2 separate regions of the Homo sapiens genome follow, and region 2 is linked to region 1. A link is an interaction called in ENCODE POLR2A ChIA-PET data of the cell type or tissue named here. Cell type or tissue: CD4-positive, alpha-beta T cell. All regions are shown on one strand. Links, peaks and the distances in the headings refer to the core of each region. The heading gives the core; the rest is flanking DNA.

Evidence for each region. ChIA-PET counts read pairs that join two places held together with the same protein. Peaks named below come from ENCODE experiments on the same cell type or tissue, not always from the same donor. Only the 100,000 strongest peaks of a DNase experiment are listed, where the experiment ranks them.
Region 2: POLR2A ChIA-PET joins it to region 1 with 6 read pairs; 3 of 35 experiments call an interaction of 5 or more read pairs at or near these places.

Annotation. Positions count from the first base shown.
Region 1 is chr1:29,077,452-29,084,410 of GRCh38, forward strand. The region is part of intron 16 of EPB41 (erythrocyte membrane protein band 4.1); the gene reads left to right. Among named protein-coding and RNA genes, the nearest start is that of TMEM200B, 43 kb to the right of the region's middle. In CD4-positive, alpha-beta T cell, for the core only: no CTCF peak of the experiment used is centred there; no DNase peak of the experiment used is centred there.
Region 2 is chr1:28,929,218-28,936,176 of GRCh38, forward strand. All of the region lies in intron 1 of EPB41 (erythrocyte membrane protein band 4.1), which reads left to right. The region is part of intron 1 of LOC124903886 (a long non-coding RNA gene); the gene reads right to left. Among named protein-coding and RNA genes, the nearest start is that of EPB41, 18 kb to the left of the region's middle. In CD4-positive, alpha-beta T cell, for the core only: no CTCF peak of the experiment used is centred there; a DNase peak (open chromatin) is centred at 4,244; H3K27ac peaks cover 751 bases.

The DNA of each region.
Region 1 (6,959 bases), core at 1,603-5,602:
CTCACTCTAGAACATATTACTAAGAATAGGGTACACATCTGTATAAATAAAGTCATCTCGGATAAGTGTGATATCATAAAGGGAACATTTATGTTTATCTAAAATACATTGCAGAGAGCAATTTGACACTTTTTCTTGTGTTTTACGTGATATAGAAACATCAACTATATCAAACTCTTATGGGTTTTGATATATTTGGAGTATCAGGAGTAGGCAAACTTTTTCTGTAAAGTGCCAAATAATAAATATTTTAGGCTTTGCAGGCTATATGGTCTGTCACAACCACTCAGCTTTGCCATTGTAGAGTGAAAGTAGTATAGATAACACATAAAATGAATGTGATTATGCTCCAATCAAACTTTATTTATGGACACTGAAATTTAAATTTTGTATAATTTTACATATTACTAAATATTATTCTATTAGTTTCCTAACCATTTTAAAATGTAAATACCATTCTTAGCTCATAGCAATAGAAAAATAAGGAGAGGGTGGCTGGGTGCAGTGGTTCACGCCTGTAATCCCAGCACTTTGGGAGGCCAAGATGGGCAGATCATTTAAGGTCAGGAGTTTGAGACCAGTTTAGCCAACATGGTGAAACCCTGTCTCTACTAAAATACAAAAATTAGCCAGGTATGGTGGCGCACGCCTATAATCTCAGCTATTCGGGAGACTGAGAACCGCCTGAACCTGGGAGGCAGACATTGCAGTGAGCCAAAATTGCACCACTGCACTCCAGCCTGGGTGAAAGAGCAAGATTCCGTCTCAAAAAAAAGAAAAAGAGGGGGTGAGATTTGGCCTGCTGCTTATAGTTTGAGGACCCCTGGTACAGACCAGAAAAGTGGTTTATTATGTTTGCTGCCTTTGTACTGTTTTGGAGAATTGTAGTTGGGATCTTAGCATCTTCACTCAATGTCAAAGTATTTTTTGTCTTTATTTATGATTAGAAATGGAAAACAAAAGATGAGACATTCATTTCTATTAAGCAGTCAGGGTACACCTGAACTGTAATCAAAAATACATACTGCTGGGCGTGATGGTTCATGCCTGTAATCCCAGCGCTTTGGGAGGCTGAGGCAGGAGGATCACTTGAGGCCAGAAGGATCACTTGGGTCCAGGAGCTCAAGACCCATCTCTACCAAAAAAAAATTAGCTGGGCATGATGGCATGCCTGTAGTCCCAGCTACACGGGAGCCTGAGGTAAGAGGATCATTTGAACCCAGGAGTTTGAGGTTGCACTGAGCTATAATCATGCCACTGTACTCCATCCTAAGCAAGAGCAAGACCCCGTCTCTACAAAAAATAAATAATAAAATATGTACTGTAACCACCACAGCACCCCGTTTCTGCCAGTTTTCCAAATTGCATTGTGTTAACTGTGGTCTTATATTCAGTGATGATCCTAGATATCCCCTTCATTTGGTTTGTTTTAAGGATCTGCCTCCATTTCCCCCTAAAGAATAAAGAAACCACAATTCCCAAATTCACCTTTTCTTTAGCCAAGTTTTAGAGATATATAATGAACATGGTAAAGAAAGTAAAATGATTTTTTTTTTTTTTGGACACAAAATTTCGCTCTTGTTGCCCAGGCTGGAGTGCAATGGTGCGATCTCGGCTCACGGCAACCTCCGCCTCCCGGGTTAAAGTGATTCTCCTGCCTCAGCCTCCAGAGTAGCTGGTATTACAGGCGCCTGCCACCACGCTCAGCTAATTTTTTGTATTTTTAGTAGAGATGGGGTTTTATTGTGTTGGCCAGGCTGGTCTTGAACTCCTGATCTCAGGTGATCTGCCCGCCTCAGTCTCCCAAAGTGCTGGGATTACAGGCATGAGCCCCCTCGCCCCGCCAGAAAAATGATTTTTACTTTGAGCTTTTGGTATACTTTAGTGTTTTAAGCGCTGGTATAAATTTAAGATTGGGTATCTACAGAAAACGTCTTAGAAGTGTCCCTCTTTCTAATTATTACCTTTTTTTTTTTTTCTTTTTTTGAGGTGGAGTCTTCCTGTCACCCAGGCTGGAGTGCAGTGACACGATCTCGGCAACCTCCACTTCCCAGGTTTAAGTGATTCTCCTGCCTCAGCTTCCCAAGTAGCTGGGATTGCAGGCACGTACCACCATGCCTGGCTAATTTTTGTATTTTTGGTGGAGATGGAGTTTCACCATGTTGGCCAGGCTGGTCTCAAACTTCTGACCTTAGTTGATCCACCTTCCTCAGCCTCTCACCGCACCCAGCGAGAAATCTGTTTTGAAAGTAATAATTAGTGGCTGGGTGCAGTGGCTCACACCTGTAATCCCAACACTTTGGGAGGCTGAGGTGGGAGGATCACCTGAGGTCAGGAGTTCAAGACCAGCCTGTTCAACATGGGAAAAACTCCATCTCTACTAAAAATACAAAAAATTAGCCAGGCATGATTGCGCGGGCCTGTAGTTCCAGCTACTCGGGAGGCTGAGGCAGGAGAATTGCTCCGCCTGGGTGGCGGAGGTTGCAGTGAGCTGAGATTGTGCCATTGCACTCCAGCCTGGGCGACAAGAGCAAAACTCTTATCTCAAAAAAAAGAAAAAAATATATATTTCTCTGAGGAGAATTCCCCAATTCACAGCTTTTTTGGGCAGTATTTACCAATAAGTCAGAATAAGATAAAGCAACATTATTTATTTATTTATTTATTTATTTATTTATTTATTTTGAGACGGACCTTCGTTCTGTAGCCCAGGCCAAAGTGCAGTGGCGCAATCTTGGCTCATTACAACCTCTCCCTCCCGGGTTCAAGCGATTCTCCTGCCTCAGTCTCCCGAGTAGCTGGGATTACAGACGCGAACCACCGCACCCGGCTAATTTTTGCATTTTTAGTATTTTGGCCAAGCTGGTCTTGAACTCTGGACCTCAAATGATCCGCCCACCTTGGCCTCCCAAAGTGCTGGAATTACAGGCGTGAGTCACTGTGCCTGGCCCCTTTTTTTCTTTTTTTTTTTTTTTGAGACAGGGTCTCACTCTGTCTCCCAGGCTGGAGTGCAGTGATGCAATCACATCTCACTGAAGTCTCGACCTTCTGGCCTCAAATAGTCCTCCCACCTCAGCCTCCCAAGTTGCTGGGACCACAGGTGTGTGTCACACCTTGCTAAAAGACAGGGTTTTACCATGTTGCCCAGGCAGGTCTCAAACTCCTGAGCTCAGGCCATCCACCCTCCCCAGCCTCCCAAAGTGCTGGGATTACAGGTGTGAGCCACTGAGCCTGGTTTTGCGGAAGTACTTTCTAATAAATCCCTATGCACATGTTTCTTTCATTTCCCTTGGCCAGGCTCCTTTTGCTCTAATACTTAGCTGAGTAAATTAATTATTCATTAACAATTCAGCATGATATTTAAGCCTAAGAAATCTTTAGTCCCTTTGGGACATTTTCTTTGATATTTTTCTCACATTATTTGCTCTGTTAATGTGTAAACTTATGAATAAATCTTATTTATTGCAAATGTGATTCTGGTTGCTACTAATCATTAAGGAAGTAGGAGTTAATAATGCTGTTCATAGACCTACTACCAAAAAAATCCAAATGAACCTCTGTTTTCAGCCGATCAGCAAGAGATTGCTGTCAGCTAGTCTTTCTCTTGTTTTTCCTTATATTCACTCTTCTCTGTGGCCCAATAATTAGTTGTCTTTTGCTTAGTCGTAAGACAGAGACAACCTACTGGTGTGCATTCAGTTCTCAGAATGTTATTTTAAATCAGCTTTGAACTAATTTGACTATGCCAAGTTTTAAAAATAATTTTTTTCTAACCAATTTAATTAGTCACTACAACAGATGTAGTTGTCACATCTGTTAGAAACATTTTAGTATGATGAATTTGTCTTTTATGGGCTTTTTAAAAGCACTGTACAAATTTGTAGTTAATAACTCTTCAGTATTGCCACTCTAATCTTACTGAAAAGTGAAGAATGGTGTGGGTGTGGGTATGTGGGTGTGAGGAGAGCTTGTTCCTGTAATGTGAAATCGACAGAAGGTATATCACTTTATCTCTTACTTCACCTTGGGTAAACCTTCTCTTAACTCTCACAGCTCTAGATTTTATTATATTATTCAGGTGATTATTTCAAACTAATGCTTCGGCTGGGCACTGTGGCTCACGCCTGTAATCCCAGTACTTTGGGAGGCCGAACTGGGTGGATCGCCTGAGGTCGGGAGTTTGAGACCAGTCTGACCAACATCGAGAAACCCTGTCTCTACTAAAAATACAAAATTAGCCAGGTGTGGTGGCACATGCCGGTAATCCCAGCTACTCGGGAGGCTCAGGCAGGAGAATTGCTTGAACCTGGAAGGCGGAGGTTGCAGTAAGCTGAGATCACACCATTGCACTCCAGCCTGGGCAACAAGAGCGAAACTCTGTCTCAAAAAAAAAAAAAAAAACCTAACACTTCACATTTTAGAGTGGTCTATTTACTAGCTCAAAGTATGTACCTTGTGATCTAAGTAAAATAACTTTGTAGTATTTCTCCAAAGCCATGTTTCTTTTATGAGTTTGTTGAAAATGCTAACACAGAAAGCCATTTTCACTATTATACGATTTCTCAAGAAGATAAAACATAGCTAGTTAATATTCAATAATAATTTTCTATAATAATAGCTGTCTGTTGCATTGGTTCTGTAGAATCAAGGTAACTATTTCTTGGGTTTTTTGTTTGTTTTGTTTCGTTTTTGAGACGGAGTCTCACTCTGTCACCCCGGCTGGAGTGCAGTGGTGTGATCTCGGCTCACTGCAACCTCCGCCTCCCGAGTTCAAGCTGTTCTTGTGCCTCAGCCTCCTGAGTAGCTGGGATTACAGACACCCGCCACCACGCCTGGCTAATTTTGTATTTTTAGTAGAGATGGGGTTTCACCAGGTTGGTCAGGCTGGTCTCGAACTCCTGACCTGAAGTGATCTGCCCACCTCAGCCTCCCAAAGTGCTGGGATTACAGGCGTGAGCCACTGGGCCTAACCTCAAGGTAACTGTTTTCTAGATATCAAATTTTCTTAAATGCTTATTATGACTTTAATCAATTTTTAGAACTGAGACTTCTGTGAAATCCAGCCAAACAAATTCAATTTTGTTCCATTCTAACTTCAGAGTTTTTGTACTGGTCATAGCTCCTTTTTCTCCACCTTCATCCCTCCACCCCTACCCTTCATAGTGTAATGAAATAAAACTGACCACCAAACGCTTCTGGTCTGTTAGACATGCTTAGTATAACCTTTAATATTTGCCCAAGCACTTTGACCTCTGTAGATCTATTCAGATTTGAGAACACTCATTTGATCTGTGGAGTCCTTGCTGGTGAGTGCAGTGTAAAGGCAAAATTTTCTATTACCTAATAGTTAAAATTTTGCATCCGGCATGGATTTTGAAGCTGTTTGCTTTTACGTTCACCTATTCTGGGGATAATCTAATAACAGCACTATTTAGGAAATTATAAAAACAATGTTTGACAGATAATTATCATTGGCTAATTTCATTTGCTGTCCTTTGTGAGAGGCTGCATTGTGGAATTATTTTCCTATCATAAGCAATTTTATCAACTCTAGTAAAGGCCCACATCTTCCGGAATAAGCCCCTTTATCCAGATTTTATACAAATGTAATCTTTATATACCAGAGAATAGCAATAGACTGTGAAAATGACTCTGAGTTTCATGGAGAAGCTAGTGAGCACTATAAGGATATATTTCTAGCTAGAAACTAATAGCATACAACCTTGAAAAAAAAAAGGCGAGAGAGGGTACATCCAAGAGAGAAAAATTAGAATGAAGAGAAATGTATTGCATGATAAAGAATGTCACACTAGAAAGGAAAGACAGAATTTTAACATCACCTTTTGCTAGCCCATGGTTACTCTGTTGTTAGTTTATCCCCATCTTGAGTGCTTGTGATTCTAATGTCCTTTTTCAAACTTCTAAGTGGCCTGAGTTGTCCACTGAAACTGTACAAAACTATTATTTACAAGCTTTTGGGGGTGGGAACCAGAGGATGTTTCTCCTTTCGGTAATTTTTGTTCTTCTGTCTTCATTTGTTTCCTTTTTTGGCTGAAGAATGGGCTCCTACTGCTTGACTTGTCATCTTTATGTGCTGTTTACACATGGCTTTTGCAAAAGAAGCCATTACCACATCTGATTTATCTTTTATTGCAAGTGCCCATTTAAAAGCATTTGTTTTAACTTAAAAAAAATTGTTTTAATCATCAGGCTAATGTGCCTACTGATTATTATACAACCTAGGGAAATGCTGATATAATTTTTCAAAATAGGAAATTACAAATATTAATATTAATGTATAAAGACATATGTTTTGCTCTTAAGAGGTTTTCCCCTAGGCACTTAAAGCCATTCTTTGCTGAGACTTAATCTTGTCATGTTTTGTTAAAGAGAAGAATATAGAAGCAAAGCACTCGCAATTAACTGATCTTATCAGGATTAAATTCTACATTTTTTAGTTTGCATGTTGTAGACCATCTGGGGGTATTACTTAAATACATTGTTGATAATTTAAGTGACTATGATATTTATTGTTTACTTTAGTTAAGAACCAGGAGCTGGACTCTTCTGCTGGGTATCTTCTTCTGTGCTTAGCAAGATAACCTCGATTCCTGCTGGTTCTGTGGTCATTTGCACTGCAAAGCATTTCTTACTGGGTTTGCAAAGCAAGGGTAATGTGCTCTGTGGGTGTATGTGTGTCTGTGCACCCTCATCCCCTATTCCCACTGCCATCTCTGTTCACTTCCTTTTACTTATCAAAACTTCTTTTTCTCAATCTATGTCAATCTTATTAAAAAGTTTAATGAATCACTTTTCCCAGACGTATAGAAACACTAATAAAAGTTTTATGTGTTAAATTTTCCTCACATATTTGCATTTCAGCAAGCCACAAAGTCATTGCACAGATGATGGTGACTGATTACAGCATTGGTTATATCATTAAGCAGTACTTACAAGGC
Region 2 (6,959 bases), core at 1,937-5,936, 150 kb before region 1:
TTAATTTTTACTATTTTTTTTTTTTTGAGACAGAGTCTTGCTCTGTCGCCCAGGCTGGAGTGCAGTGGCGCTGTCTCAGCTCACTGCAAGCTCTGCCTCCCGGGTTCACGCCATTCTCCTGCCTCAGCCTCCCAAGTAGCTGGAACTACGGGTGCCTGCCACCGTGCCCGGCTAATTTTTTGTATTTTTTTTTTAGTAGAGACGGGGTTTCACCGTGTTAGCCAGGATGGTCTCGATCTCCTGACCTTGTGATCCGCCCGCCTCGGCCTCCCAAAGTGCTGGGATTACAGGCGTGAGCCACTGCGCCCGGCCAATTTTTACTATTTTTTTTGAGACGGAGTTTCACTCTTGTTGCCGGGGCTGGAGTGCAATGGCGCGATCTTGGCTCACCGCAATCTCTGCCTCCCGGGTTCAAGCGATTCTCCTGCCTCAGCCCGCCGAGTAGCTGGGATTAGAGGCATGCGCCACCACGCCTGGCTAATTTTGTATTTTTAGTAGAGACGGGGTTTATCCATGTTGGTCAGGCGGCTAGTCTCGAACTCCTGACCTCAGATGATCTGCCCGCCTTGGCCTCCCAAAGTGCTGGGATTACAGGCGTGAGCCACCGCGCCTGGCACTGGGCCTTCTTTTTTTTTTTTTTTTTTTTTTTTAAAGACTTTATTGAGATATAATTAACATATCATATGATTTAACCATTTAAAGTATACGATTTAATGTTTTTTAGTGTGTTTATGGGGTTGTGCAGCCATCATCTCAATCTAATTTTTGAACATTTTCATCCCCCTGAAAAGAAACTTCATATTCATTAGCAGTCATTCCCCATTCCCCACCCTGCAACCCCAGTCCTAGGTAAGCACTAACTACTTTATGTCTCTCTAGATTTACCTATTCTAGACATTTCATATAAATAGAATTATACAATATGTTGCTTCCTTTTTTTTTTTTTTTTTTTTTAAAGAAACAGAGTCTTACTCTGTTGCCCAGGCTGGAGTGCAGTGGCACCAACATAACTCACTGCAGCCTTGAACTCCTGGGCTCAAGTGATCCTACCGCCGCAGCCTTCTGAGTAGTTGGAATTACAGACACACACCACCACACCAGCTAATTAAAAAAAAAAAAATTTTTTTTTTTATAGAAACGGGGTCTTGTCATATTGCCCAGGCTGGTCTTGAACTCTTGGGCTCTAGACATTGTCCTTCCTCAGCCTCCCAAAGTGCTGGGATTACAGGCATGAACCACTACATCTGGCCCTGAACTGTGTGTGTGTGTGTTTTTTTTTTAATTTGAGACTGAGTCTCTCTCTGTTGCCTGGGCTGGAGTGCAGTGGCACGATCTTGACTCACTGCAACCTCCGCCTCCCAGGTTTAAGTGATCCTTCAGCCTCAGACCCCCTAGTAGCTGGGATTATAGGCACACACCACCATGCCTGGCTAATTTTTGTATTTTTAGTAGAGACGGGGTTTCACCTTGTTGGCCAGGCTGGTCTCGAACTCCTGACCTCAGGTGATCCGCCCGCCTCAGCCTCCCAAAGTGCTGAGATTACAGGCGTGAGCCACCGCACCTGGCCCATTTCATCACCTTTTTTACCTGTAATTTTTCTCTGGCTGAATATGCTTTTAAGAAATAAAAGTTCTCAATAAAAATCCTGTGGTATATTGTACCTTGTGATAAATAATACCCAAGATCCATGATGGGAAGGGAGATTTTTAAACATATCTTAAATACATGATACTGAAAGTATGAGGCAGACTAAATTATTCCATCAGTATTCAGAATACTTATCAACAGAGACTTTTTAGGAAAAAATACAAAATTATGAATACAAAACTAGGGATGAAAACAAATACCTATCTAGAATGAGAAAACCACAAGTTACATATTTTAAAAAGCTGAAAAATAGGCTGAGCATGGTGGCTCATGCTTGTAATCCCAGCACTTTGGGAGGCTGACGTAGGAGGATAGCTTGAGCCCAGGAGTTTCATACTAGCCAGGGCAACATATGATACCACACCTCTACAAAAAATTTAAAAATTAATGGGACGTGGTGGCATGTACCTGTGGTCCCAGCTACTCGGGAGGCTGAGGTGGGAGGGTCACTTGAGCTTGGGAAGCTAAGGTGGTTCTAGCCTTGGCAACAGAGTAAGACTCTGTCATTAAAAAAAAAAAAAAAAAAGGCTGAAAAATAGCACAAATATCACAAAATTTAGAAAAATAGCTTAACATTTTAATTAACTGATATGGTGTCATAGTTCATTTTTTTCTGTATTTTTGGCTTCATACTCCTCTAAAGAGTTTTATATTATGACTTTGTAATTTTTTTTTTTTTTTTGAGACAAAGTCTCGCTCTGTTGCCCAGGCTGGAGTGCAGTGGTGCGATCTCGGCTTACTGCAACCTCCGCCTCCCGGGTTCAAGCAGTTCTCCTGCCTCAGCCTCCCGAGTAGCTGGGATTACAGGCGCCCGCCACCACGTCTGGCTGATTTTTTTTTTTTGTATTGTTGGTAGAGACAGGGTTTCACTGTGTTAGCCAGGATGGTCTCGATCTCCTGACCTCATGATCCACTCGCCTCGGCCTCCCAAAGTGCTAGGATTACAGGCGTGAGCCACCGCGCCCGACCAATGACTTTGTAATATTTTCAATAGAGACAGCACAAAGATAATTCAGTCTTCCTTTTAGCTTGGTGGCCTTGGCAGGGGCCAGTACAAATGAGGGCCCTGAGCTTAAGCTTATTTTAACAGTAAATCTACTTCTGCATAGTAAGTAATCTTAAGAGATGAACCAAGAGGTTGTAATATGCCTAGTCTATATTTTAAGCATTTATTGCAATTGTTTGGTTATTATAAGTTGCTTCATGTGAATCATTTTCTTGGATTTAATGTTCAACTAGAAACTTGTAGTGTTTTGTTTTGTTTTTTGTTTTTTTTGAAATGGAGTCTTGCTCTGTTGCCCAGGCTGGAGTGCAGTGGCACTATCTCAGCTCACTGCAGCCTCCGCCTCCCGAATTCAAGTGATTCTTCTGCCTCAGCCTCCTGAGTAGCAGGGATTACAAGTGGGTGCCACCACACCTGGCTAATTTTTGTATTTTTAGTAGAGATGGAGTTTCGCCATGTTGGCCAGGCTGATCTCGAACTCTTGACCTCAGGTGATCCACTCTCCTTGGCCTCCCAAAGTGCTGGGATTACAGGCATGAGCATCATGCCTGGCCTCTATATTTTTATCTTTTCTTCCAGGAGCCAAAGCTGCTGCTTTTTCTCCTTTTTTTTTTTTATGCTTCTCTCCTACCTCCTTTAAAAAAAAAAAGCAGATATCTTTTTTTTCCCAAATAATTCATGTTATTGTTAATGTGGAGATGAAAAACAGGCCAAACTAGTTATATATTTTCAGTCTAAGATCTTTCTCCTCTGTTAAGTTTTAGACTAGATATTCTTGTTTTGTCAGGCTCTCAGTACATTTTCTCTTCCATGTCAACTCTAATTCTCTTCATCTCTTCTTTTGGTAGTGAAAATCAAGTAGAATATTAAAAGACCATATGCTCTGCAAATCACTTAGAAGCAAACTTGCTCTGTGATAGTATGGCCTTGATATTTGTCATTAATATTATTCGTTGTTTTATTTTTGGGGTAGCTTTCTGGAGGTCAAGGGTTTACAAGTAGAACAAAGAAATATGAGTAGTTAGTGACCGAAGAACTAAAGCTTTTTTCCAGGATTTTCTTGTTTTACAAAGACACGTATAGACATTTTGTTAGATTTTTAAATACCTCAGTTGACAATTTAAATGTTGAGAGCCCAATACTGTTAGTATTGTGAATATATTTGAGTTGAATATATTTGGTATATTTAGTTTGTATATTTAATTTTTTGAAAAAGTTTTGTCTTTATGTATTTTTTTCTTTAACATTTGAGCTTGAATCAATAAAGGGCAGCAACAGAAAAGCATTTTGGATCAAACATATTTGCCGTGTTCACTATATTTTGATGATAAATAGATGGCAACATTTGTCTTTGAGTCTGTCTTGTTCTGCTCAAAAAGCAGAAAAGATAGGAAGAGAGAAATAAGTAAGATTTACTGCACTTTGCTTAATATTCTTACAGCAATAACACACCTTAGCTGGTGGTATTTTCCTTTTATGAATCATAAAGTCAGACTGGGAGAGGTAACTTATCTAAGGTCATGAAGCTAGTAACTGAGGGTGCTAAGACTCAATGTTTAGCTGACTTCAAAACTGATGTGCAGCACTGTGATTGGATTTGGAACTCTCTTCTATTGTGGTTAGGGTAGTGGTAAACTTTCATCCTATTCAGATTTTCACAAGTCATAATTTATTGTCACCTAGGATGACCAGGATTCAATCTAGGCTATCACATTGCATTTAGTGGTTATGTCTTCCTTAGTCTCCTCCAATCTGTGATAGTATCTCCTTGCATTTCATAGCATTGATGCGTTCATAGAGTATCGGCCAGGTGTTTTACAAAATGCCAGTCGGGGTTTGTCTGATTTTTTTCCACGATTAGATAGTAGATTTTTGGGAAGAATACAGAGGTGATGTGTCCTCAGTATGTCATGTTGGGCAAAGCAAGACCTAGTCTAAAAAAACCACACACACGGTTTTAGATTTACAGATTTATTGTGAAGATAGTACAGAGTCCCTATATACCCCACACTGCAGTTTCCTCTATTATTAATATATTAGTATAGTATATTTTTAACATTAGTAAACTGATATTGATACATTATTGTTAACTAAAGTTCATATTTTATTCAGATTTCCTCAGGTTTTTTTCCTAATGTCTTTTTCCTGTTCCTGAATACCATCCAGGATACCACATTATGTCTAGTACTCATTTCTCCTTACAGTTTTCTTGGTTGTGATTGTTTCTCAGACTTGCTTTGTTTTTGATGATCTTGACAGTTTTGAGGGTTGTTGGTCAGATATTTGTAAGATTGCCTCAGTTGGGATTTGTGTGATGTTTTTGTCATTATTAGACTTGATAATGTGTTTTTGGGAGGAAGACCCAGAGAGGTAAAGTATCATTCTCATTACTTCCTATCAAGGGTACATCCTATCAATATGACTTATCACTACTGATGTTGACCTTGGTCTTAAGGTAGTTTATCAGGTTTCTCTGCTGTAAAGATACTTTCCCCCCTTTTCCATACTGTACTCTTTAGATGAAAGTCACTATGCATAGCCCACACCTAAGGAGTGGAGAGTTGTACTCTACCTCCTTGAGGGCAAAATATCTACACAAATTATTTGTAATTCTGCATCAGAGACTTTATTTTTCCTCATCTGTTCAATCATTTATATCAGTGTGGAGTCATACTGATATGGATATTTATTTTACACTTTGGGTTTTAATCCAGTATTACTTCATTTATTTTGTTGCTCAAATTGTTCCAGCTTTGGCCATCAGGTGCTCTTTTGGTTGGCCTCTGGTTCTTTTGACATTGTGTGTGTGTGTGTGTGTGTGTGTGTGTGTGTGTGTGTATTTTAATACTTTCCTACTTTGTGGTACTACAAAATGCTCCAGGCTCATCTTGCATATTTCCTGCCCGGCTCCTAGAATCAGTCATTTCTCCAAGGAGTCCCCATTCCTTTTATTGGATAATGGCATTAGAAACCAAGATCTGGCCAGGCACGGTGACTCAAACGCCTGTACTCCCAGCACTTTGGAAGGCTGAGGCAGAAGGATTGCTTGAGTCATGGACAACATAGTGAGGCCTTGTCCCTACAAAAAATGAACAGAACTAGCCAGGGGTGGTGGCGCATCCTTGTGGTCCCAGCTACTCAGGAGGCTGAGGGAGGATCGCTGGAGCTTGAGAGGTTGAGGCAGCTGTGAGCCATGTTCATGCCACTGTACTCTATCCTGGTTGACAAAGTGAGACCCTGTATCAAAAAAAGAAAAAGCATAAATAAATAAATCAAGATCTGGCCAGGTGAAGTGGCTTGCACCTGTAATCCAAGCACTTTGGGAGGATGAGGCAGGCTGATCACCTGAGCTCAGGAATTCGAGACCAGCATGACCAACATGGCGAAACGCTGTTTCTACACAAAAATACAAAAAAAGTTAGCCCGGTGCTGTGGTGCGCATGCCTGTAGCCAGCTACTCGGGAGTCTGAGGCACAAGAATTGCTTGAGCCTGAGAGGCAGAGGTTGCAGAGAGCCAAGATCACGCCATTTGCACTCCAGCCTGGGAGACAGAGCAACATCCTGTCTCAAAACACACACACACACACACACACACACACACCCCCCCCCCCCCAAGATCTACGCACTAACTGCTTATAACTGCTTAGTTGATCTTCTTCCCTCTAGTCTTTTTCCTTTTGCCATATTCATTCCAGTTTATCTTGCCATACTCATCTTCTTCAAATAGAGCTTCCATCGAGTAGGTAATCTCTCTCCTTAAGAGTTACTGTAGGCCAGGCATGGTGGCTCACTTCTGTAATCTCAGCACTTTGAGAGGCTGAGGCAGGCAGACCATGCGGTCATGAGATCGAGACCATCCTGGCCAACATGGAGAAACCCCGTCTCTACTAAAAATACAAAAATTAGCTGGGCGTGGTGGCACATGCCTGTAATCCCAGCTACTCGGGAGGCTGAGGCAGGAGAATCGCTTGAACCAGGGAATCAGAGGTTGGAGTCAGCCGAGACTGTGCCATTGCACTCCAGCCTGGTGACAGAGCGAGACTCTGTTTCAAAAAAAAAAAAAAAAAGTTACTGTAGTTTATTATTGCTTATCTGATCAAATATCCTTAGCCTAGCTTCCTTTGCCTCACCTAGTATACTTCTCATTATTAAAAGTTTGTCTCTCATATCCTTCTTACGCTGTTCTAACCTTGGCATGATTTATTTGCCCTTTCTTCTCTGGCCTTCCAAGTCTAATTCCCACTTTCTTCATTCTTATCTTAGGGTGCTCTAGCTTTTTGCATTTATTAGACTTGTATGTTTTTTGTAC